5 separate regions of the Mus musculus genome follow, and regions 1, 2, 3 and 4 are each linked to region 5. The links are chromatin loops, found by intact Hi-C in ENCODE. Cell type or tissue: heart. All regions are shown on one strand.

Region 1 (5,000 bases), 51 kb after region 5:
TTGAATGAGAAATGTCTCCTCTATGTGCATGGATGTGAACACTTCATCCCAGCAGGTAACACTGTTTAGGTGGATTATGGAACTTTTAGGACATGGAGCATTACGGGTGGAGGTACATCACTGCAGGTGATCTTTCAGGGTGTATAGCTTCACCCCACTTTCTGTTTTCTCCCTGCTTCCTGCCTGTGGGTAGAGATATACTCACCCAGTTTCCTGCTCAACTGTCTCCCTTGCCATTACATACTCTCTCCCACATTTCTCTCTCTTCGCAATGGTAAACCAAAATAAACCTTTCTATGAGTTGCCTTTGGTCATGGTGTTTTATCACAACAGAAAAACAACTAATACAGCATCTACTGTATGCCTGGAACCGTCCTCCCACCCCTAGAATTATGACATGACTCAAACAGTAATAATGTCATTTGTTAAGTTGGCACTATTTAAGACAATTATTTATTTAGTTTGCTAGAAATGTGGCCTCGCTATATAAGCTAGATGAACCATGAGCTCTCAGTTTTCCAGCCTTCATTTCCCAAGTTAATGGGATTATATATGTATTCAAGCATGCCCAGCGGGTTGAAATTGATTTTCTGTAAAACTGTACTCTGGCAGATAAATTGCCAAAAGTTATTAGCCAGTTTAATGTTTGGTTGTATAGAGTGAAGAAGTTCTAAGGTGCTTCAAAAGGAACTAACTTAATTTGATTTTATTTATGATGACATAGAACAGTCACATATGTGGTAGTATATGTCTATACTCCTAGCATGGGGACGCTGAGGGTGAAGGAACCTGAGTTTACATGCATGTACATGCATGCACAAACACATACGTGTGCGTGCGCGCGCACACACACACATACACACACACGGGATAGGGAGCTCAGTTAGTAAAATTCTTGCCTTGCAAACATGAGGACATGAGTTCAATCTTCACAATGTACACACATATGTATGCTGCCACACTCTGATAATCCCAGCTCTGCAGAGGGAAAGACAAGAGGATCCTGGGTCCCTAGCCAGGGAGCCTATTCACTTGGAAAGTTTCAGGCTCATGTGAGTCCCTACCTCAAACAATAAATGTGGCCACCACCTAAGGAATTATCCACTGACCTCCACATCATACACACATGTGCACCCACACATGTGTGAATAAACGTACATATGATATCTATGAATTACTTAAAGTAAATTGTGTAACTTTAAAATATGTGTATTGCATTTTGTCTATGGCTAAAATATTTACAATGTTGAACACACATAATCAAAAAGCAAAGCAAAACTGAAAGTATTAGTTGTAAATAAGGGTTTGTAGAGGTTTAAAACTGGCTATGAGATTCACCATAAATAAATTTTATTACACCAGAATACAAAGTGGTGACAAACTCAACTCCAGATGCAAAACTCGAAACTGTATGGGTCTGAATATATATATTTCTGACTACTTAATATTTTTCTTAAATTTTAGTCTAATCAGAGTCAAATTTAAAATAGTTGAGTACTTAAATGAGATTGATTCTGAAAAATACAGTGCCCCTCCCCTAATACGCCTTTAAGCCACAAAAAGCCAAAGCTAATCTGCCCTTGAGTGTTCTCAGGTTCAAGACTCCTTAATGTCACCACTCTTGTGGTTTGGAGCCATTACTACGTTAAAGGAGTCACAAACCCTATGACAGAGAGGACCACTGGGTGGCCATGCTGTACACAGGGCCAGAATGGCTAACATATTGCTTCCAGGGTTCATCAGCTGCTTAGAAAGTTGTACATTTTAGGACTTCATGGATTGCTGACTCTGTGAATTCTATACATAATATTTTTAGGTCATGAGTGACTGTGGGCAACTCAATTCAAGGAAAGGGAGATTGTGTGGCAATTTCTAAAGTTCTACTAAAATGCATCCCATTATATTAGCACTAGTGGACCAAGAAGCTGGCTAAGAAGATCTGAATTGTATATGTAAAGGAGAAACTTAAGAATTAACAATATACAAAATAACCATCGATTCCTGCTAAGCCTGAAATCTTTAGGAATCACAAATATTAAGTGGCTCATATATTGCAAGCATAAAGGCTAAAGAACATAAATAACCGTGAAAATATACCTAGAGCAAGCCACAAGGACTCTCTCTGAAGCCAACCCAGGAACGTTACATACAAATAAATAAACCTAGCATTGGAGTATTGCAGACTCAATAAACAATCGGGCCAAATGGTAGTACTTTTGAGAATCTGTATTTTTCAACTATAGTGAAAATGGCAGGGAGTCCTAGAGAGCCCATTTTGTTTTAAGAGAAAGAAAAATATTCAGCAATGAATCAAAATGGCTAGAATGTCCTAGAACTGACATGCTTTTGGCCAACCTGCGAGTATTTGATTTACAGATAGGGTTTTCAACACAGTGTCCATAGACAACTGATTTCAACAAGCCACAAGTCCAACCTACTTTGATTTGTTGTTTTGGATTGGACTCGGGACCTTGTACATGCAGACAACTCTTAGTACCACTGAGCTACACTCCGAGCTGTAATATAATTTTAAAGGACAGTACTGATTAGTTGTTGCTATGAAGGCAAAGAGATTTGCTTTTCTTTTTTTCTTTTTTCTTTCTCTCTCCGCCACGGACACCACCCCACCCCACCCCACCCCCACCCCCACCCCCACCCCGGTTGTTTTTATGGAAGACTTTGTTGGGTCAAGATCAGGGTGATCTTGGTGAAGAGTGTCCTCTGCTGGGCACATTCTGGTATTACAGCATTACAAGATGAAGGTGGTTGATTCAAATAAAAATGCCCTTGCCCAAGCCATGTATCCGAACCAACTGTGTGGCGAGGGCACCGTACGCGCTCATCTTTCCGCAGACACTGTTGGTGGTCAGTACTTGCAGAATATTGCTGTATTTTTACTTTCACCCTAAATGGTGAGTTTTGCACTCAAGGGGAGACTGGAGATGTTGCGCGAGGTACTTATAAAGCCCAGGGGATTTTACTTTTACTGAATGGAAGACAAATGAGCCAACTGTGTCTAGACATCCTGAATTTCTCAGCTCTTACCTTGGGCTTCTCATCGAGGATCTGCTGGCGGATCTCATTGTGTTTCTCCACGAGTTTTTCTTGTCTTTTACTTTGTGCTTCCTCTAACTGTAAGAAAGTTACCAAAAGAAAAGAGTCACTTATGAAAATAAAACAATAACAACAACATACAACTTTCATGCATGTTACAAGAAACAAAATCAAACAACAACAACAACAAACCCAAAGGTTTTTCAGATCTATGTTAGCAATTATTGAACATTCTGGGCCAAAATTGGCCTTTGAATCTAGCGATGGGAACACAGTACAGGGTGGGGTGGTGACTGGTGGATATACATTTTTGAGAATCTTTGAAAATTTCTATAACACAAATTTAAAGAAGCTTAAGGGCTAATCTGGATGTGGACATAATCTTAACGGTGAAGGGATTTTTTGGGAACCATCTTTTGTGTCATTTTTTAGGGGGGAGTCCCCGACTTAGGTAGTGATTCTGCCCTACAGATTTTTATAGACGTTTTATTTAGCTTTTTTATAATATGGTTGGCAACAGCCAGAATAAGTGCGCCCTTATAGAGTATCACAAAACAGCTGGATGCTGGTGGCGACTAGGTACTAGGAGGCAACACTCTCCTCCTAGAAGTTCACAGTGAGGTTGGCTACTGTTTGTGTGGCATTTGCAAAGGTGTGTGTGTGTGTGTGGGAGCAGACATACCCTCTTGATGTACTGAACCACCTCCTGGATGTACGATCGGATCATCTCTGTCTTCTCCCTAAATGGAAATAAGCCACAGATCATTATACCAATCCACCTGGAACTCTAGATGCCTACGCTTTTACTGTCTTTGTATAGCTGTTGAAAGAAAGGTCAAGCCTGTGTGTGTGTGTGTGTGTGTGTTTCGGGGTAACAATGACCGTGTGTCTCCCCAAGCACAGGCCCTGTTTTTATTAGATGCTCCCAAGGTTGTCTAAGAGAATATCTAGTCATTTCCCCAAAGAGCTCACTTTACTTTCTTTCTCAAAGGCCCAGAGTGCCACTGTTTGAGAGCTCACTGAAAAAGCCATAAAGGAGACTGCGGTGGTTTGAATGAGAGTGGCCAGCTAGAGTTCATAAGTTTGAATGCTTAGTAACCAGGGAGTGGAACTTAGGATTAGGAAGTGTGGTCTCATTGGAGGAAGGTTGTCACTGGGGTAGGCTTTGAGGTTTCAGAAGCCCATGTTTGCCCCACCCCTTAATCAGGATATAGCTTTCAGCTACTGTGCCAGCAACTTGAGCACCTCATGCTCCCACCTTGGTGATAATAGACTAACCCTATGAAACCATAAGTAAACCCACAGTGACATTCTTCCTTTTCTCTGAGTTGCTTCGGTCATGGTGTCTCTGCACAGGAAGAGAACAGGGACTAAGGCAAGAGTCATATAAAAGAGTAATTCAAGGAGAGACTTTATGAAGGGGCCATTGGTTAAGACACTGCTTCTCTCACTGGTCCTCTCACAGGGAGCACCTGCTCCTCCTTCCAGTTAGGGAGGACTACTTTCCACTCACTCTTCCATCTGGCTTTTGTCTTTGGACTTGGCTTCTGTTATCTTCTCTTGCCTCTTCTTATCCATTTTCTTCTTTAATTCCTTCTTCTCTCTGAATTTACAATGGGGGAAAAAAATCAGACCAATTGAATAGCAAGCAGCCCTTGAAGCATTCATGTATATTCAGGCTGAATGTGAAGGGATGGAGGCTTACTTCTCGCAGATTTCCTTCAGCTTCTTTAACTGATTGTTCTGACACTCTTCTGCAACATCTGTCAACTTCTGAATAAGCTGGGGGAAGAAAATGCCAGTTTGATGTTTTCTGTGATCACAGGCACAGGCTCCTGCCCCTGCCCTTCCCACCCCAAACACCAGCAAGTGTACTTAAGACAACCTGCAGTGGGGCTGAGCTGTTGTTAGAATCACAAAAACCTGACTTTTTAGCAACGAGGGCA
Region 2 (5,000 bases), 490 kb before region 5:
CTGTGCAGCAAACTGGAGCTTGGGAATAAACAGAGCTAAGGCTCCTCCCCGGCCCACTCTACCTCCTTAAGTTTGCAGCTACTGCCAAGGGGAGGAAGACATTTTGGAATGGGTAGTCACATAAATGTGAATGTCACTGTCGTTGATCATAGGATTCCTTAAATTCAAATTGAATAAGTCTAAAATTGGATGTCTCAGTTGACATTCAAGTGCCCCACAAAAAGCCATGACGAGGACTCGAGGCCCTGTCCTGAGAGTGCCCAGGAGAAGCACTGTTGTCATCACAGAAGCTCCTGGTGCACAGCACTGCCCCAAAACACCAGGCTTCACGTTACCAGATGAGGGATTTCATGTCTGAAAGCCCTGAGCTGATAACTGCATTATAGCAGTGTGGTTTGGGTCTTGTTATTTGATGTCTTCTCCTGTTAATTTCGGTAAAGACACACAGGACATAAATGGTTCTGTCTCAGGAGCTTTAGCTAATCCTCAATACCTTGCACTCATCATCCCCATCTGTGCCTCTCCCGCTGACCCTCGCTAGTCAGTTTCCTGGGTCTATGTTTTAAACGATGTTAAGTATCTCGCACAAGAATAATCACACAGGATTTTCCATGTTCTGACTGGCTATTTCTCTCGGCATTATGCTTTCATTTAATGTGCCAAATTCTGCTTTTACAAGGCAGAATTCAATTGTATGTGCATGCCACGGTCATCCATCCGTTCTTCTCTCCATGGATACCTGAGCTTCTTTGTCTTGAATACTGTAAATAACTGATATGAATTACTTGGCATAAATGCCCACAGGCAAGGGTCACAGGACGACACGAGGAGCCTTTCAACTTTTTAAAGAAAATGCCATACTGCTTTCTGTGATAGCTACATCATCTTACATTTCTCCCAACAGTGCATGAGGGTGCTAACTTCTACATCCTCACTAGTGCCGTTCTGTTGGGTGTGAAGCTAATGGCTTTTATTGCCCTGGAGAGTCCCAGACGTTGCTGACAGCTTTCTGATGGAAGACGGAAGAACTCTCAGGAGGCACCTTTCCTTTTGCAGCTAGCAAAGGCCGTTTTCTGAGAACTGCAAATAGCATCAAAAGCTTCAACAAACAGGTAAGGTCTGGACACAGAGAGAGAATCAAGAAACGAAACAGGAGCTTTAAAGAATTGCTTCTTTTCTCATTACCAGACCTCTCTTCCTCTGTCGGGCTAAATATGGACTTGGCTCCCCGGAGATTATTGAATATCCTGTAACTGGCCTAACAAACCACAGGCCCACACAGTTTCCCAGGAGCAGACAGAAAAAGCACAAATAATTTGGATGGCATTAACTGGGAGTATTTTTCTCAACCTGAAGGCTTGAGATCTGTTCCAAAACATAGAACAAAGTCCACAGTTTCCTAGGGCACAGAAGTGGCCGGTACAGAGAAACAACGTTTTTTGATCACACTAATTTAGTTGTTTCTAGAAATAACCACCAGATACTGGGGGAGGGGAGGTATTGAGGAGGCTTAAACTGCCTTCATCATCATCATCTTCTTCTTCTTCTTCTTCTTCTTCTTCTTCTTCTTCTTCTTCTTCTTCTTCTTCTTCTTCTTCTTCTTCTTCTTCTTCTTCTTCGCCTCCTCCTCCTCCTCCTCCTCCTCCTCCTTCTTCTTCTTCTTCTCCTCCCCCTCCTACTCCTCTTCTTCTTTTTTAATAGAATTGGGGAAGACTCTTATTTATCAGAATGGAAAGGTGATGACCTTTGATATCACCACTCATGACAGAACTCACGCATCGCAAATGTCACCACCATCCTCAGGGATAGCTTAGCCCTGAGTGGGAGGCTGTGACGTGTTCTTTTTATGAAGATGAAAGCAGGTCTGAGGGCCTTGCCCAGAGTCACAGAGCCCGTCTTGGGTCAGGTCCCCATGTTGGGATGTTTTCACCCAATCGCTTGCTCCCTGTCTCTCTGTCAGGGAAGGCAAGGTCCTTTAGACCTCCTCCATGTCCATGCCATGACTCAGGCCAAACACATAGTATGCGTGCCAGTAACTACAGGAAATATTAATGCCTGACGTGTTTTGTTGCTCTTTTCAAACATTAAGGAGATGAGATGCCAGCAGGTGTCAGTAGAGTCCCAGAATTTCTCTGGAAAGTTTCTCCAGGTATGAGCTACAGGCCTTTGCTTATTTCCAGATTAACAGGTTTTAAAGTGGTGACTTAAAAATACACCTGTTTGAATTGCTGTAGGTAAGCTTGAATACTTTAATAGCATGTCACCCTTAGAGGTGTATCTTTGAGCTATTGGATAACAGACATGCCTTGGTGGGGTCTCAGAGTTGCTTGCGGTGGGCACACGCAGCAGGGGTACCAGGTAACTTCACCATGACAGGAAAAACAGCACCTGAATACAGAGAGGTGTGGCTTCCGTAAAGTCTCACCCTTCTTTTATATTTTAGTTTTATTTACTTTATTTGTGCTGAATATTGAAGACAAAGCCTTGACCATACTAACTACACATATTAGCACTGATAACCACTTTGTTCTCTTACTCTATAATCCTTTCTATACTTTATAGATTGATTTGACCTTTTCCAGTATCCCTTCTCAGGAAAATAAAATCCTTGAGGAGTCTTGTGTAGGATTGTCTGGGCATGTGGAAAGCTAAGAGGTGCCTGGGGACACTGGGTCTGGCTTCTAGCACTTCTTGACCTGATTTTCTTCATGCAGACACCGAGTTATCAAGCATCCTGCTCCTGGCAAATGTCTGGGCCTTCCTCATTATGTGTCTCCTTGCTGTAGAACACTAGAAAACACTGTCACAAACAAAAGGAACCCCTCCTCATTAAGATAATGCAGAAACACACAATTATAACAAAACTAGACTAAACCCACATGAACTGAAACTCAGTTGCTATAGCAACAATTTTCCTTTAGAACAATGCTTCTCAACCCTCCTGATGCTGTAGGTCCTCATGCTGTGATGACCCCCAACCATAAAACTATTCCGTTGCTACTTCATACTCTTACCAATTGTAATGTAAATGTCTGTGTTCTCTGATGGTCTTACGTAGGCAACCCTGTGAAAGGGTTGTTTGACCCCCCCCCCCAGGGTCATGACACATAGGCTGAGAACCACTGCTTTATCACTACAAGCTCGAGGTCAGAGGGATCCACAGAGCTCCAGCTCAGCCAGGGCTGTGGTTTAGCTTCCTCTTTCCTTTTCCATGTCCTAGATCCCAGTCCAGCTCTTTCTACGACATTAGCCCAAATCGCCTTATTCATCTGAGGAGACCACTCACAGAATTTCTCTTCATTCTTCTGTCCCTGCTTCAAGCACTGTGGAAGTCTTCCCAAGGAAATACACCCAACAGTAGCACAGACCTGCTAGGTAAAGTATGCCAGGAGTGCTAGCCTGGGTTAGACCTTAAAAGCCCCCACCCCTCCTTTTCCTCCCTCTCTCCTTTCCTCCTTCTTGCTCCTTCCCTCTCCTTCCATCCCTTCTTTCTGGAATATCAGCAAGATAACCTGGAAATTATTTAAATCTAAGTGATCATGTCCAACCTCCTGACTCAGTTTGCAGGTATGGAGACTCAGAGGATGGAGAACAGAAATCTGTTTCTTTTTAATTTTTTGGGAGAGGGTGTGTAGCCTATGGTTTCATAAATGGGAGGTGAGGGCTTTACCACTGAACTATAACCTCAGCAATCTCTCTCTCTCTCTCTCTTCTCCCTCCCTCTCTCTCTCTCTCTCTCTCTCTCTCTCTCTCTCTCTCTCTCTCTCTCACACACACACACACACACACACACACACACACACACACACACAGACATATGATTCCTGGCCAAGGGGCAGCAATATTTCCAGGGAACTTGTTAGAAATAGAGTCTTAGGTGTCTTCCCCTGGATTAGACTTTACATCTGCCGTGTGAGCCTGTGCAGATTCATTTGAAAGGTGTGATGCACCTAAAAGAGTGCATCTCCCAAAATACAAGCAAGTGAGGTGTTTGGTGAGTACCCACATTCTGGCTCAGAGATGCTGACTCTCTGATCCCGTGATGCTATTTGAGAGATCCTGAAACTTGTAAGAGTAGGAGCCAAGCAGTCAGGGAGCTACATCTTAGTTTGGGCTTCTCTCTGTTCATCTTTCTCCTGCTCCTTGCAACCATGAGATGAAGAACCTCCTCTGTCATGTGCTCCTGCCATGGTGTTCTACCCAAGCATCTTAGTTACTTCTCTATTGCTGCCGTAAAATGCCTTGACAAGAGCAACGTAAGAGAGAAAGAGTGTATTCTGACTCAAAACTGTCTTCCATCCTGGTGCGGAGGTCAAGGTAGGATGAGATTGAAGAAGCTGGCCCGGTCATCCCGATAAGAGGCTGAGGGGAAGCCGGGCATGGTGGTGCACGCCTTTAATCCCAGCACTCGGGAGGCAGAGGCAGGCGGATTTCTGAGTTCGAGGCCAGCCTGGTCTACAAAGTGAGTTCCAGGACAGCCAGGGCTATACAGAGAAACCCTATCTTGAAAAACAAAAAACAAACAAACAAAACAACAACAACAACAACAACAACAACAACAACAACAAAACAAACCAACCCCACCCACCCCACCCCCCAAAAAAAGAGGCTGAGGGGAATGAATGTTGCTAAGGGTGAGTTCATTTTCTCTATTTTATTCAGCCATGGATCCCCTGCCTATGGAATGCTCCTACCCACAATTAAGATGGAACCCTGATTTTAATTAATGTTATCAAGATAACTATCCATGGGCATGCTCAGAAGCTCAGCTTGCAAATTCTACATTCTATGACACTCTAGATTCTATGACATCATAGGGCCCATAAAAACAATGGACTGAACCTTCTAAAATCTCAAGACAATTAAGTTTCCTCATGTGTTTCACAGTCATGAATGGGAAGACTAGTGAATATACAAGTAATTTTGAAGCAGATTTCCCCAGCTAGTAATTTAAGAATTTACTAGGTCCTTTTCAGAAATGCCCTATCCTGAACCAAAAG
Region 3 (5,000 bases), 520 kb before region 5:
TATTTTTCAGTGCAGAGAACCGAACCGAGGGCTTTGCTCAGACTAGGCAAATATGCTATCGCGTTACAACCCCAGCACCAATTTTAAACAGCACATCATGGCTGGCTATATTGAGAGGCTAAATAGGTGATGGTCAATATTCATATTTTCAGTAAGGCTTCCAGGGACCCTGGTTGAGAAGGCCTCATGCAGGTTAAACCTGTGCTATATCACTGAGCTACACCCAGGCTTAACAAAATTGCAATATAGGCTTTGACTCTCAAGTTCACTTTATGAGCATCAGTCAATCACTTCACTCGCTTCTCTTATCACATGTCTTATTACTATCAGTAACAAAACTGACATTCATGTTTTTCTTTACAAAACATAAAGGATTATAGAGTGGACCTTTCAAAAATTCTCTTCAACTCCTGCCTAATACAGCAAGTGATTAAAGGCCGAGTCTCTGACTGGAAATCTTTTCTGAAGGGCTCAGTTCACAATGGGAAGGGAGACAGCTAAGCCACTAACATCCAGTGCTCAGATAAAATGGAAATAACAGTATCTATAAAAATGCCATTCCCTCAAAAGATGAAGTACTCCTAAATATTTAGCAAGATAAAGTCATTGCTAGTCAAAGGAGTTTGTTAAGAGAGATTAATGTTTTTCTTATTTCCAATATAACCCTTTTAAAAACTTGTACCTTAAAATGACATCTCATAACTCTTTGTGTGTGCAGAAGTGTGTATGTGTGTGTGTGTGTGTGTGTGTGTGTGTAGGAGTGTGTATGTGTTCAGGAATGTGTGTGTGTATGAGTGTGTGTGCGGGGAGTGTGAGTGTGTGTACGTGTCTGTGCAGGAGTGTGTGTGTGTGTGTGTGTGTATGAGTGTGTGTGCGGGGAGTGAGTGAGTGTGTGTGTGTGTGTGTGTGTGTGTGTGTGTGTGTGTGTGATGTCTGTGGCATACGTTTATGTGTGCCAATGAGAGTATGTGAAAGACAGTGAGTATATGTCCACAGTGCACACATGGAGATCAGAGGACAACCTTGGTTGTCAGGCATCACCTCCCATCTTGTTTTGAGGCTGGCTCTCATGGTGGTTTCTAGTGCTTTTGCCAAACTAGCTGGCTCATGGACTTAAAGAAATTCTTCTATCTCCTCCTCCCATCTTCACGGGCATTGCAGGTGTTCGTGTTAAGCATGTGGATTCTGGGTATTCAGATTATAATCTGCACGCCTGCACGGCGAGCATTTTACCCATGCAGCCTTCTTCCCCGGCCCCACAACTCACCACTTTCTATTTCCTCTTCATTGTCGTCTTCCAAGATGCTAGCTGGGGCGGCTGACTCTCCAGCTTCCATCATGCTTTTCAAAGCTTCAAGCTGTTCTGTAAGTATCATCACACACGGAGATGAGAACAGATGCTAGATCGCTTAGGAAGTGTGAGAAACTCTCTGTCTTCCCCTTCCGTCTTTAGGGGCATCACGGGTGTTCAGGTTAAGCGTGTGGATTCTCGTTGATCAGACTCAGATCCTCACGCATGCACGGTGAGCGTTTAACCCTGGAGCCGCTTCCCCGGCCTTACAACACTGAGATGTTTCCAATGTGAGCGTAAATTAATTTATCTTTTATGAACAAAACCGTGGCAATGTATGTAGCAGTACAAACCCTTTTTCCTTCTGTATTTTTTGCACGTAAACACATGGAGGGTTTCCACTGAATGGACCAGTTGTAAGAACTAAGGATTAATGGGAATGTAGTGGAATAACGCTGGAAGATAAATGTACTATCTGCATTCCACCATTCCTTTCCCAAATCTGTTCTAAATCAGATTTCATCTAGACAGCCGAACTGCTCAAAAGCCACATGTGCAACTGACTTACTCTTTTCAACTTCAGGCTTCAGCCTCTTATTCTTGATGAGTATTTTTCTTTTGAGGTCATTAGGAGACGGCAAGGGCCTTCCTGGTTCAAGCTAGAGATATATAGAAAGAGCTCAGTTAGGTAGGGACTTCATGCTCGATTCCGGAGCGGAAGAGCCCCAGGGGCCGGGAGTCATACCAGCCAGCATCCACTAGATGGCAGTGTGCACAGCTCTGCTTCTGCCCAATGCTCATTAGCTCACTGAATTCAACTTTAATTTAAACAATGCTGTAAAGCTGGAGCACCCCCAGTCTTCTGGGGTATACAGATGGATCCAAGCTCCCTAGTAGAGTAGGGTCTGACCTGAGAGGGGCTGGGGGTGGCAGTCCTGCTGTATGGTGGGCTTTTCACATCTCAGGTCCATCATAAAGCACTTGAATGGCCTCAGATCGCCCCTGCGTCTGCAGCAGGTCACAGACTAAGCCTCTCTTCTCACCAGACTGACGTGGGATTTTTATGGGTTCTCTAAACATGGGAGAGTTTTGAATGGCTAGAATCTGAACTTCGCTGTGGTGTCATGTTTGTACTTTACAGGAAGTTAAGTCTGTTTAGGTCATTTTCTGTGATCAGTGGGACTGGCCTCTGTCTACCTATTCACTCCCCATCCACCCAGCTATTAGCCACACGCTCTTACCTATGCATCTTTCCACACAACCATTTATCTCACAACTCATTACTTTACCCTATGTTTCAGAAGCAAGTCTATGCATTGACTTCTTAGGACTTTTAACTGACGGCTGCCTGCTGCAGGCTGCCTGGTGGCACTGGTCCCTTCCCTGGGAATGTGTACGTCCCTTCACAAAAAAAAAAAAATCACACTTACAAGGGGAAACAAAATAGTCATAGGAGGCAGAGGGACGGAGGGAACTGGGTGGGAGAGAGGGATGGGTGGTTAGGATCAGGTGTAGTGAGAGATAGGAGAGAGGCCAGAGAATAAATGGAAATGGGATGTCTAGGAAGTCCTAGAGACCTGGGATAGTAGTCAATGCTGGTGACCTTAGCTGAGATGCCTAACAGTGGGGATATGGAACCTGAAGAGGCCTGGAGGACCCCCCAGTGGAGGGATAAGGACACCAACTAATCCAGAAAACTTTTGACCCAAAATTTGTCCTGTCTAAAAGAAATGCAAGGATGGAGCAGAAACCAAAGGAAAGGCCAACCAATAACTGGCTCAACTTAAAACCCATCCTATGGGCAAGAACCAGCTCCTGACACTATTAATGACACTCTGTTATCCTTGTAGACAGGAGTCTAGCATAATTGTCCTCTGGGAGGCTTTACCCAGCTGAAAGAGATGCAGATACCAACAGCCAAGCATTACACAAAGGTCAGGGACACTTATGGGAGAGTTGGGGTTAAGGACTGAAGGCCCTGAAGGGGATGCAAACCCTACAGAGTCAGCAAACCTGGCCCCCTGTGAGCTCTCAGAGTCTGAGCCACCAACCAAAGAACATTCAGTCTTCATGGCTGCCTGGTCTGGCCTCAGTGGCAGATGATGTGTCTAATCTGGCAGAGACTTCCAGGGTTGGGGGGTACCCAGCGGGTCCCACCTTCTCAGAGGAGAAGGGAAGGGACTCTGTGAGGGAGGGACCTGGGGGATGAGCAGCATTTGGGATGCACATTAATTATTTAGTTAATTAAGACAAACACAATGGCCTTTGCAAATATCAAGTCTCCTCTCTTACCCAAGAGAACAGAAGGCTAAGGAAACCACAGCAATAAAATAAATCAAGGATGCTTCTTTGGACAGAATCCCTCAGAGTCATCTTCCTAGACAAGAACTAACACATCACAAGTTTAAGCCGGTTCCTGCACAGGTCAACAGAGAGGTGGAGAAGCAAGAGAAAGGAGGAGACGGCCAGTGAAGGATGTAATTCAGATGTTATCACTGGGGCACCCCAGGGTGGCAAACAGGGAATCTAGCTGGGGATCCCAAGGGTCAGAAGAGAACAGGTGCTCAGAAATAGCCCTTAGGAACACCGAGTGAGGGGATTTGTGGGGGAGTTCATTCTCAGACCCCGTCCGGCCTGTCTCTCATGTGATCGGAGCCTGACCACTGACTAGAGGTCATATTCCACAGAGAGCCATAGGCACTGGCAGCCAACAGTCAGGCCAAGTGTGGAGGAAAGAGGGAGTGCGGGGAGTGCAGCTGCCCCAGTGCTTCAGCAGGCAGCAGAGAGCAAAGGATGCAGCCTGGCCTCCATGCGCTTTCTGCTGCCACACACACCTTTGGGAAAAATCCACGGTTAGAGCAGCCAAGTCATTCACGTAGCAAACACCCTCTTGTCATGCATGGACTTTCCTGCCCCTCTCCTTTTGTCGAATGCTACCATAGTCACAGGAAGGCTGAACAGCCTAATAGAGCACTTTAATTTTAGCAAGCCTTGCTTCTCGTAACACCTTGCCACAGTGCATCTCATCCTCTTGGATGTTAGGGATCCTGACAGAAATCCAAGGAATTCTCTGGAACGCTTACAAATGCATTCAGACTCCATAAAGCCCTCCTATGGACCACGGACTTTAATAACAAGTGCTTAATGAACAACCTGGCAGGTATATAATGAAGTTCAAAAACGGTCATGTGACTTTGCCTGAGTATTTACTTTGGAGTTGGGAACTTGACCTCTGTGTCTTAGGACATCAGTCTGGAGCTTTTCCCACAGCGACGGGCTCCCATGAGTGTTGAACCCTGGGCACACATTTGTTCACCTGGAGGACTTAAATCATGCACCTGCTTATGACCCTGGGTCAATCAGAACCGAACCGGTGTAGGTGGGGCCCTAGTGCAGGTGCTTTTACGGGTATCTGAAGTGACTCAGAATGCAATGGACACTGGGACGCACGGAGGGGCCTGGACTCTTGGCTTGGAAGCTTTATGAAACATAAAACACGAGGTCCTGAGAGCAGCCGGATTAAACCAAGTCAGATGTTTACTTTGTGTTCCTCTCTACATCCCTCTGAAGCACGATAAAAGCTTTTTGTACCAGAGAATCTAAATAAATATGAAAATCCTTAGTATTCAGCCTCCAGTGCTACTTGACCCCTGAAAAACACATTTCAAAACAAATCCATTCATGCTGGAACTCTGGTTTGCTAAAAATA
Region 4 (5,000 bases), 310 kb before region 5:
CCTATTCCAGAAGGCTAGGCCAACCTTTATAATTTCATATGCTATTCAAAAAAGCAGGAGCTACCACCTAGATTCTTCTCAGAAGACCTACGCTGACTTCTGCTCACGAAGCAGAAGGAGGGGCTGGAGAAGGGGAAGGAGAAGAAAAACAGAAAACAAAACTAGATTCCCAAAAGATGGACGGCCACAGATCAGCAAGCTTCGGCTTCCCAGGGACAAACACAGCCTGCCTCCTCTCTGATCTTCCTATTCCAAGAATCTTTTACATTACAGAGGCTGCAGAGGAGATGGGGGTTGTCCTGTCGATCCACACTATGAACGCATTTCAGTGCTTCCATGCTCCAACAGAACTTCCTTGAGGTCTTTAGAACCCTGAATGGCTGGAGAGGAGACCTGGGTTTAAGAACCAGCTTTGCCCTGGCTGCCTGTCCGGCATGACATAGCCAATGCTCTTCTCTGCGCCTCCTCTGTCCCCTCACTTCCTTCTGCCATGATGTAACCCCATAACTGCATGGGATCTGTACCCCTCTCAGCCCTTGACTCGACTGACCCCACACAAAGACAACAAAAACCCTTTACAGATCCCGATCAACCGTCTCTTCCATGACACAGCCCAGATGTCTGTTTATGAGGCTGCTAACCAGAATTAAAATTACAATCTACAGTCATGGCAGAGACAAAAAAAAATGTCTGACCTCACTCCTCCCTCAGTTGACAGTGATCTCATCCAGCAATTCTTAGTCTAGGGTGGTCTGCCTGCAGAACAAGCTCAATTCTTCTCCTTTCCTGTGACCATACCCTCTGCCATGTAACCTCCACTGTCACAGGCCACACCTGCCTTTGGCCAAGAGGATGTCAGCAACCATGATGTAAAGTAGTGAAGGCTTTGGAAGTCCTCTTGCAGCAAGCTCGTCCACTCCCATTCTTGCTCCTGTGCCATACCCAAGCAAACATGCCAGGATGAAGGACGCGCATTACAGAAGTAAGTCACCTCACTCAGTCTTACTGGCTAAAGCCATCCTAACTCACAACATAGACACATAGACACATAGGCCAACCCAGCTGAGGACAGAACTGTTTGCCCAGTCCACAGGAGGCTATAGGCACTGCTGTCAGCTGAAATCAGCAAAGCCCAGATGAAGAGCAGATGAAACACTAAACTTTTAGAATGGGGACATTTAAAAAAAAATAAGGAAAAGGAATTTTCAGGGCTGGAAAGATGGCTCAGCAGTTAAAAGAACTTACAGTTAAAAGGAATAGGGTTTGGTTGCCAGCACCTGCATGGAGGGTCACAATCATCCAAAATTCCAGTGCAAAGAGGTTCAGCCCCTTCTGACTCACTCCCATGGGCACCAGGCAGGCACGTGGTGAACGAGCATACAACATACATAAGTGCACGGAAAAACACTTGCAGCCGAAATGAAATAAATAAATCCAATCTGGTTTCTGGTGTTGGTTTTTCAAAATAGAGTTTGCCCTGATGCCCTGAAACATGCTCTGTAGACCAAGATGTCCTCTGCCTCCCGAATGCTGGTACTAAAGGCATGCACCATTATGCCCAGCTAATTTTTTTAAATTTTGCAAAGAGTTTTTTAAATTTTATTTTTAATTATATGTGGAGGGGGGGGGTCACAGACCTTACATCCAGTGGGACTAGAGATATAGGCAGTTGTGTGCTGCCTACTGTAAGTACCAGAAACTAACCTTCCATCCTCTGCCAGGGCAGGATGCTATGCCCTCTTAACCACTGAGCCAGCTCTCCCGGTGACTTCCCACCGATTGTTACCTTCCCCTGAAGCTCTGTGGTTGCTTGTTATGCAGCTTACTATGGCAATACGCAATGGGTGCCATTCCTGAGTATGCAAACAGCCCAACTGTAAGGATCATTTCTAGAGCTAAAGTTCAGAGTAATGTTACCTCGCACACTTGAAATCTATCATATCAGCACCTTCAAGGCTCTCAATGGAGCAAGATGAAGAAACTGGCTGGACTTCACCTACCTCATACTTCACACAGACCTCCAAAGTTCAAGTCCCAATCGAATTATTCCCCAGCGTTACAGCCCAAGTCTAGGCTGAATAGTTTATCCAGCCTCTTCGCTAGATAGACCATGGATTTTATGTTCTCTTCCAAGATGGCTAATGGGCCCTTTGAAACAAAAACACCCCACAAGCACTCTGACATCACAAAACTTTATGCTCACAATTGCATATGATTAAATTATCTGCTCAAATGACCTCTACAATTTCAATATTCCCATGTGTCTTTGCTGACCTGACCACAGACTCACCATCCACCTCATCCCCTCACTCCCTGACTCCTGCCCCATGTGTGCTGTGCATCTGCAACTACCTTCGACCCCATCAAATGGTCCTGGAACTTCTGCTCTGAAACTCTCCAGAGCTTGGTCACATGAGCTGTGAACCTAAAATCATGGTCCCACCCCCACCCCCCACCCCCTCCTCTGACTCAGCATGTCAAAGTTCATCAGCTTTCCAGCGGGCTGGACCTTGGCAGCACTAAACCCTTCGTTCTCAGTAGCCACAAGGTGGCACCGTAAAAGCTGGTGAACAGAAACACCCACTACACTTTGACAGTCAAACTTCAATTTCCGATGTTTGAAATTAGCAGTAGGCTCCGAAATAACAACCCCAGCATAAAGTGTGGCCTCTACAACGTGGAGTTTCTTCTCCAAAGTCCCCATCTCTTAGTCAAACACAAACCTGACCTTGAACAGGATTCGTACGGCTAGCCTTGTTCACTCTTCACGCACTGGTTGAGATAGTGTTTTGCCAAAGCTCCTACCAGGACCCTCAGAGCACGATGTGAGAGCACCCGATAGAACTGACCTGGCATTGATGTTTTCCTACTACAAAGCCCTGACCATTTGGTGCCGCCTCCATACTGAGAGGGCTCCGTCCTATGCCACTCCCTGTAGCTGGCTCAGAGCCAAACGCTGAACACTCTGTGGAGAGTGGGGAAGTGAAAATGACAGGTAAGATGGGGACTGAATACAAAAATGACTGAAGTTTCTAAGTGTCCTCTCTCCATCCAAGGAAGACCTTTCACAACCATAGGAACAGATAAGTACTAACACTACACAACAACCAAAGGGGGCGTGGGAGGACCGATGATGGGAAGACACCTGAAACCTGCCTCAGCCAGCCAAAGTGACCACTGTGAATTTAGAAAGGATTGAAGAGCGATGTTATGAAAGGTTTTATTTTGTTCCATTTCTAATCGCGTGCGCGTGTGTGTGTGTGTCTAGGCAGGTTTACACATTTTCAATGCTGGCAGAGGTCAAAAAGGGCACGGTGTGTCTCTTGGAAGGAGAATGACAGACAGTTGTGACCCACTCGGAAGCACTGGGGTCCTCTACAAGAGCAGTGTATGCTCCTTACCACTGAGCCACTTTTCAGCGCTAAACCCACATTTTTTTTTAAATTAGGTCACTTATCAAAAACCGACATTCAAAAAAACAAAATCAGGATATGACCATATGGTTTCCTAATCAAAAACAAAAAACAAACAAACAAAAACTCCCTTTCCTTTCTGGAGAAAAAAATATTTTAAACCATTCGTCTCTCCCAGACTCCTGATAGGTCATGAAGGACACACAAAGAAAGACTTTCAGAGCCCAGTGACTTGGATTTTCTGCTTCATATCGCTGAAATCACCAGAGAAATACTTCTGCTTCCACCCTGGACACAAAATTCCATACTCCACTTACGAAGGAAGGAGGCAAAAATGAGTGCAAACACGTGGCGTGTAAGAGCTGAAAAGCCGGTGCTTGTGGGGAGAGCTGGAACTGGTGCTGTCTACTTGAAGACCCAACCGACCGTCCAACCGACAGCGTGCGCATGAGCCAGGAACTCGGGCTGTGCATACCTGCAGCCTTGTTCTCCAGAACACAATTTCATTTGATCTTTCCTTTGCAGCACTGCATGCCCAGTCACTGTATCTGAAAACAAGGGCTGCACAGGATTTTTACCACTTAGGGAGATCCTAAAGATCTCAGAACCGGTTCAACCCTTAAAATCCAAGGTTAAGAAAAGGCATTTCCAACCGCTGTTTCATTATTCTCTTATACCCATACCCACACCCTGCCCTATTGTGCACTTGCACATGTGTGTGTGTGTGTGTGTGAGAGAGTGTGTATGTGTGTGTGTGTGTGTGTGTGTGTGTGTGTGTGTGTGTGATATTTCCCCTTCCATCTGAAATACTTTTTAAAACTCCATGTAAAAGTATAAGCCCGCACAAGTGGCCACTAGTTATGTCAGGAATGAGACAGCAGGCATATTCTGTGACTGACACTCCCTTTTGTGACAGGCCTTCAGTGCTGTAACCCGGCTTCTCGGGGGAATTCTATCCTTTGGAAACATTCCAAAATTCATTTCTGCCCTCCCACAGCCTGATTTTCTGCATGCATTTTTTCAACAACCATCTCCATCCCCGGGGAAGCAAGAAAACTGATACCAAAACTAAACAAAGGCGGCCTTCTGAAGGCCTCTCACGCAAAGCTTTGCAAATAAAAGTGATTTCTTGACTTTGTTCTCTCTTTTCTCTCCACAAAGTTAAATCCCTCATGGTTGTTCATTATTTCGGTTTATAAACGTGTCTCCAGGTAGAAAGAGCAACATCCCCGCTACAGAAGGAGGCTGAGCCAGCTAAAGCCCAACATAGGAACCACAGCAACTAGAACTCCCACAATGCACTGCTGCACCCACCCCCAGTTTCTGGCCAACACTGTTCCTTAATTGGCCATGAATAGTTACGGTCAGCCCCAGTAATTTCTGCACCCTGGTTAGCATAATCTCCTAAGGCATCAGCTGCAAGCTTAAAGTCCAAATTTTGAAAGAGCATCCAATTAATAATCACCATAATAATAATGATAAAAGAGATGCCAAACTGCTGTGTGGATTCTAGCGTGCACAGGGGGAGCTGAGCTAACTGAACCAAGTTACTCTCCTATTGTCCACCTGGTCATTTCTAGCCCCATT
Region 5 (5,000 bases):
GTCCTAGTTTGGGGCTATTGTAACTACTGCAACTCCAAAAGCTCTAGAATGGCTTTGAAGAGTATATGTGCACATTTCAAAGTGAAAATTGTGTAAAGGTTATATATAATATCTATCAGTATACTTTACTATACACTATCATACTTTAGTACAGTACTTCTAATGTTATAGGATGCCATTTGATTCAACTGAAGCAACACACACACACACACACACACACATACATACACACACACACACACACACACACACACACCTTAAAACTCAATATCCCAAACTATATAATGTTATAGAAAGACATGTACATGTGATATAGAAAACCTATGTGAACTTAAAAAGTATAAAAATTGTACAAACAAGATTCAAATTCCTGGTAACCTTGGAAGGTTGAAAGTGGAAAAAGACAGAAAGGAGAAGAAAGGGAGAGGAGAGGAGAGGAGAGGAGAGGAGAGGAGAGGAGAGGAGAGGAGAGGAGAGGAGAGGAGAGGAGAGGAGAGGAGAGGAGGAGAGGAGAGGAGTGGAGAGGAGAAGGGAAGGGAGGGGAGGGGAGGGGAGGGGAGGAGAGGAGAGGAGAGGAGAGGAGAAGGGAGGGGAGGGGAGGGGAGGGGAGGGGAGGAGAGAGGAGAGATTTGTGTTGTAAATTTTTACAGGAAAATAATATATTAGAAATATACTAATAGGATCTTTCATGAGACATCAAGAAGGGAAAGTTGTAAACAAAGAATGTTTTCCAATTCTTAAAATGTAGCATAGGGCTACCTACTACATGCAGTTCAGAGTTAGAACTGGGTGTGGTGGGGCAGGCCTATCACCTGACCTCAGGAGGTAAGGGTGGAGAATGAGAGAGGAGGAAGGAAGGTCACTCTCAATTCCATTGAGAAGTTGAAGTCAGTCTGAGCTACATGTGGGCAGGAGACTGCCACCAAAACAAAACCAAAGAAGCAGAAAAATAGAACTAGTGAATTTTGAAAAGTCACTAGTCCATGTGGCAGATTCTACACTTGCCAGGAATGTGATGCATTGCATTATTTTGCTGGGACCTTGGACATGGAGGTGGTGGTCGTTTGGGGTAGGGTCTATGGCAGCTAAGTCAACTTGACCTTGGAGACTTCCACCTCCAGCTGGTGTCAAGGGAGAACAAAAAATTAGGATGGAAATGCTGGCCTCTTTTTCTTATTTCTACCTCCTTACCAACAACATTGTTCAAAATACAGTCTCAACCCCATTTCTCTGGTAAGGCATCTTAGAACAGGGGTCGGGGGTGAGTGGGAGAGAACCTGTCAACATCTTAACTCCATTTTGTGATATTTGAGCCACTTCTCCATCCATATGCTCACAAACATTAAAGGGAGATTCCTGTATCAATTCTCCATTAGGTCACATCCCTTTTCCTTCAGGTGTTTTTCGCTACCTCCAACAAACTCTAAATGCACTGAGCACACATCATTTCAAATTTTCCCTATCCCTGTTATGTTATTTAAACTTTTCCTACATATCAATTAGTTGGAAATAATAAGTCTTTAGGCTATCCATTAATTGCTGCGCTGTAGACATGATCTGTATTTAAAATTATGCGAGGAAAATTAAGGTGAAGCACGAAGGAGGCTTGTCTAATGGAGAAGGCTTCCTAGCCCTTCAGAGCAGCAAAATGGGAGATACTGGGGCTGAGGTGGGGCTCCCCTCCTGGTTTCCTCTCATCTACTAGTGTGAGATCTGAAAACAGCCTGCCCCAGCTGTAGGCTCCTCTTCTTGCCTTTCAGTTTTTCATTTTGAATACTTACTGTATTTGGTCATGCTGCAGCAGAAGAAAATGATTGTCTGCCAAAGGCTCTTTTCTAGTGGAAATTTATTATAAATAGTTTAAAGGCAACGAGGCTTCATCATGAATTTCCCTCTTCTCCTCCCTCTCCCAAACACAACACATTTCTGGTCTGGAATCTTTCTGTAATCTTGGTTAAGTCTTGGGGAGGCTGGAAGGGGCTGAGCCATGGTAGAGCAGGGAGAGAAAAGAGATGTTACCAAGAGCCACCTCACCCACCAGTACTTTTATTTCAGTAAATGCTGCAGCTTTACTGGAAGATTCCTCGAGGGGAAAAAGTCAGGGAGCCCCTGCAGCTGGCACAGGGCCACTGGAGCTGTGACCATTTTATAAGAGTCTTTGCCTTTCTAATCACCAAGACTCCTGCTGTGCTGAGAAAAGTCCCACCCACTAGATCTATCTGATCTGGTCCCGCACCAGTGAGTGCCAGTGAGGATTGCAGAATGAGGATTAGAAAACCTGGGAAGTGAAAGGGAGAATGGGAAGAGTGTTTGGAAGAGGACCTTTTCCACAACTCACCCTGTCCTGGAAAGTTCAAGTTCAAACGTGTTGATTTTGCATTTGCATGCTCATCCGTTCGTTCGTTCTTGTTTTCTTTTTCTCTCAGGCTTCTTGTTTTGGCCTCCCCATGATTAATCATTTTGACTGTGGATCCTGAAAAGCCTGGCATAGTGGAGTCATTTTTGCCCTCTAGTGGGGAAATAATGTATTGAACTATTTCTCATGCTTTGTACTCCTGGCCAATACATGTTTAGATTCAGTCAGAGAAACAGGCTTTATCTTTCCTCTTCCCTACACTGTTTTTGAAAATCCTTAATAGGCATATGTTTTCATAGTTTCTCAAGTTGGAGTTGCTCTTTGGGTCCTTCCTATCCCGTCTTATTGGAAACGAGGTCTCACTATGTTGGCCAGGCTGATCTTAAACTCTGGATTTGAGAGATCTTTCCTGGTTCAGCATCTCTAGCCTTAGAGTCCTGAGCTACTTCCTGGGGGAGATGTTATCAAGTGTCTACTCACCTCACACAGGACATTGACACACTAGAGGAATGATTCTACCAAAGTCCTGCTTGGTGAGCCAATGAGTTCATGGAGGTTACTCTTTAGGACTGTGCGCAAAGGCCTTTTTTTTTTTTTTTTTTTTTTTTTTTTTTTTTTTTTTACAAGAATGTGCACAGCTCACCTGCTGCACATCACTGAAAACCCCGCACCAGCACGGGTGTCAAGGAAGTGCACTATGGACTAGTCCTTTCAAAACAGTTCATCTACTGTGTACTTTAGCTCTCACCTAAGACCACACAGCTGGTGACAGCAGGAGTTAACAGGTAGAGTTGCAGGCAAGGGTCTTATGGGAGACCTCTACAGCTTTCTCTGCTAGAGAGTATCAACAACTCCACTACCATTACTACAGACATAGCCACCCTGCATTGTTTGGCTTACTTTGTTGCCCTGGCGAGGCTGTACATTCTATACTTCTACTCAATTATGGCTCTTGGTCATATCGGGCAGGGGGAAACCACTCACTAAATAGTGTTTAACCCAGGTTATGACATGTAGACCCACTTATTCTAACTGTAACAAATTAGTGTTGAATGGACTGTTGGATCCCCATCATTGCCTGAATGAAATGTGTGTGTGTGTGTGTATGTGTGTATGTGTGTGTGTGTGTGTGTGTGTGTGTGTGTGTATGTGGTATGTGTGTTTGTTATGTTTGTTTTGTGTGTGTATATGTGTGGTATGTGTGTTTGGTGTATGTGTTTGGTATATGTGTGGTGTATATGGTGTGGTGTGTGTGTGGTGTGGTATAGTATGAGTTCTTGAGAAGTTTTCAAATACATGTTTTTCCTATTATCCTTAGAGGGACTTATTACTGGAGTATTTACATTCAAAATGTAGGTGACCTCCCTGGCTCTCAGCATCCCATCGGTTCTAGGAACTATTATCTTGTAGACTGACACAGTGAAACTTCTGACCACCAGACGATGGAAGTGATAAAAGCTCACTTCTATCATTCCTGGGCTCCCCAGGGCTGGATGGATGCGATTTTCTGTTTACTGTGTTTCTGATACCATTACAGTAGGTAGCCCTGGGGAGGCAGGAATGACTGTTATTATAGTAGAACAGGAACAGTGTGTAGAGAGAAATGAAATCAGAGCTCACACGGTGCTTGCAGATGTCTGATGATTACTGGAACTTTCATGCCTTTGGATGTGAAAGTGCTACTTCTCTCACCCAACTCATCTATCCTAGAAGGGGCACACTGGGGTGCCTGCTCACACATTTCTTATGTGACTAACCCTCTACTGATGACAAGGAAGTGGTAAGAACATATTTCCCAGGACTGCAAACTTAGCCGGAGAACACCAGCATATGGCCAGTTCTGTACTACTTCCTGGGATGGGGTCCTCAAGTCAGACCCAGAGAGATAATGTCACTGAGCATGGCCAGTGTTAGACTCACACTGCATACAGTTAACTGGCTTTCCTTAGCACTGTCTTGGAGGATTGCTTTATTATTGATAAAGAGGAGCTCTTTGTAATAATGAGAATTTCTTTTTTAATTAATTAATTTATTACTCCTATTTTTGAGATAATGTCTCAAGCAGTTCAAGCTGGCTTCAAATCTCTATATAGCTGAGGCTAAACATGAATTCCTGGTTTTCCTGTCTTCCAAGAGTTAGGATTATAGGAGATAACCACTATACTTGGCTCAACAGGGAGATTTCTTTCAAGGTCTATAATTAAGGGCTCAGAAATGATTGATCTTGCTGCTTTTGGGAGACCTAATCAGAAGATTTTCACTAATGACATTAGCCAGAATTTAGTAGTGACACTTCATAACCTCAATATGAATGAGATGACAGAATGAGTAAGAAGCAGCAAAGAAGCAGAAAGCATAAAGGATGGTGAACGAGGATGGATGCCCAGGGCTGTAACATCTGGTGGGTAGCATTAACTCTGGTGATGAAGGCAAACTATCAGGGTGTGAACCTACATAGCCCTGGAATTCCCATCAACTTAAAATCTAAGGCACTGTGGACTGGAGTCATATTGACTTGCTAGGCAAAGAGCATCCCACTGCCATCCAGAATAAGGCTCTTAGGGACCCAAGTTGGGATGATCACTCTGGGTTGTTTTGCAGCCTATTATAGATCCTGAAGAAATGACTACTTGTGTCTTAGTGT

The links. Peaks named below come from ENCODE experiments on the same cell type or tissue, not always from the same donor. Only the 100,000 strongest peaks of a DNase experiment are listed, where the experiment ranks them.
Region 1: a loop joins it to region 5, with 4 times the contacts of the local background. A loop is called at or near these places in 2 of 42 quality-filtered maps.
Region 2: a loop joins it to region 5, with 5 times the contacts of the local background. A loop is called at or near these places in 15 of 42 quality-filtered maps.
Region 3: it touches region 5 in a loop (2.5-fold over the local background); 8 of 42 quality-filtered maps call a loop at or near these places.
Region 4: it touches region 5 in a loop (2.8-fold over the local background); 6 of 42 quality-filtered maps call a loop at or near these places.

What each region holds. Positions count from the first base shown.
Region 1 is chr2:135,385,930-135,390,929 of GRCm38, reverse strand. Plcb1 (phospholipase C, beta 1) reads right to left here. Exons shown (of 32, transcript NM_001145830.1): 28 at 4,760-4,836; 29 at 4,568-4,657; 30 at 3,737-3,794; 31 at 3,046-3,132. Among named protein-coding and RNA genes, the nearest start is that of Gm31993, 150 kb to the left of the region's middle. In heart, a CTCF peak has its summit at 2,754 (motif pointing left); no DNase peak of the experiment used is centred here.
Region 2 is chr2:135,924,176-135,929,175 of GRCm38, reverse strand. All of the region lies in intron 7 of Plcb4 (phospholipase C, beta 4), which reads right to left. Among named protein-coding and RNA genes, the nearest start is that of Gm14210, 110 kb to the right of the region's middle. In heart, a CTCF peak has its summit at 2,092 (motif pointing right); a DNase peak (open chromatin) is centred at 1,945.
Region 3 is chr2:135,955,005-135,960,004 of GRCm38, reverse strand. Plcb4 (phospholipase C, beta 4) reads right to left here. Exons shown (of 39, transcript NM_001355153.1): 18 at 1,860-1,950; 19 at 1,268-1,363. Among named protein-coding and RNA genes, the nearest start is that of Lamp5, 100 kb to the left of the region's middle. In heart, a CTCF peak has its summit at 2,045 (motif pointing right); no DNase peak of the experiment used is centred here; H3K27me3 peaks cover 810 bases.
Region 4 is chr2:135,742,862-135,747,861 of GRCm38, reverse strand. The region is part of intron 2 of Plcb4 (phospholipase C, beta 4); the gene reads right to left. Among named protein-coding and RNA genes, the nearest start is that of Gm14210, 68 kb to the left of the region's middle. In heart, a CTCF peak has its summit at 2,555 (motif pointing right); DNase peaks (open chromatin) are centred at 4,391 and 4,701; H3K27ac peaks cover 516 bases.
Region 5 is chr2:135,437,158-135,442,157 of GRCm38, reverse strand. All of the region lies in intron 31 of Plcb1 (phospholipase C, beta 1), which reads right to left. Among named protein-coding and RNA genes, the nearest start is that of Gm31993, 100 kb to the left of the region's middle. In heart, a CTCF peak has its summit at 2,513 (motif pointing left); a DNase peak (open chromatin) is centred at 2,077; H3K4me3 peaks cover 425 bases; H3K27ac peaks cover 352 bases.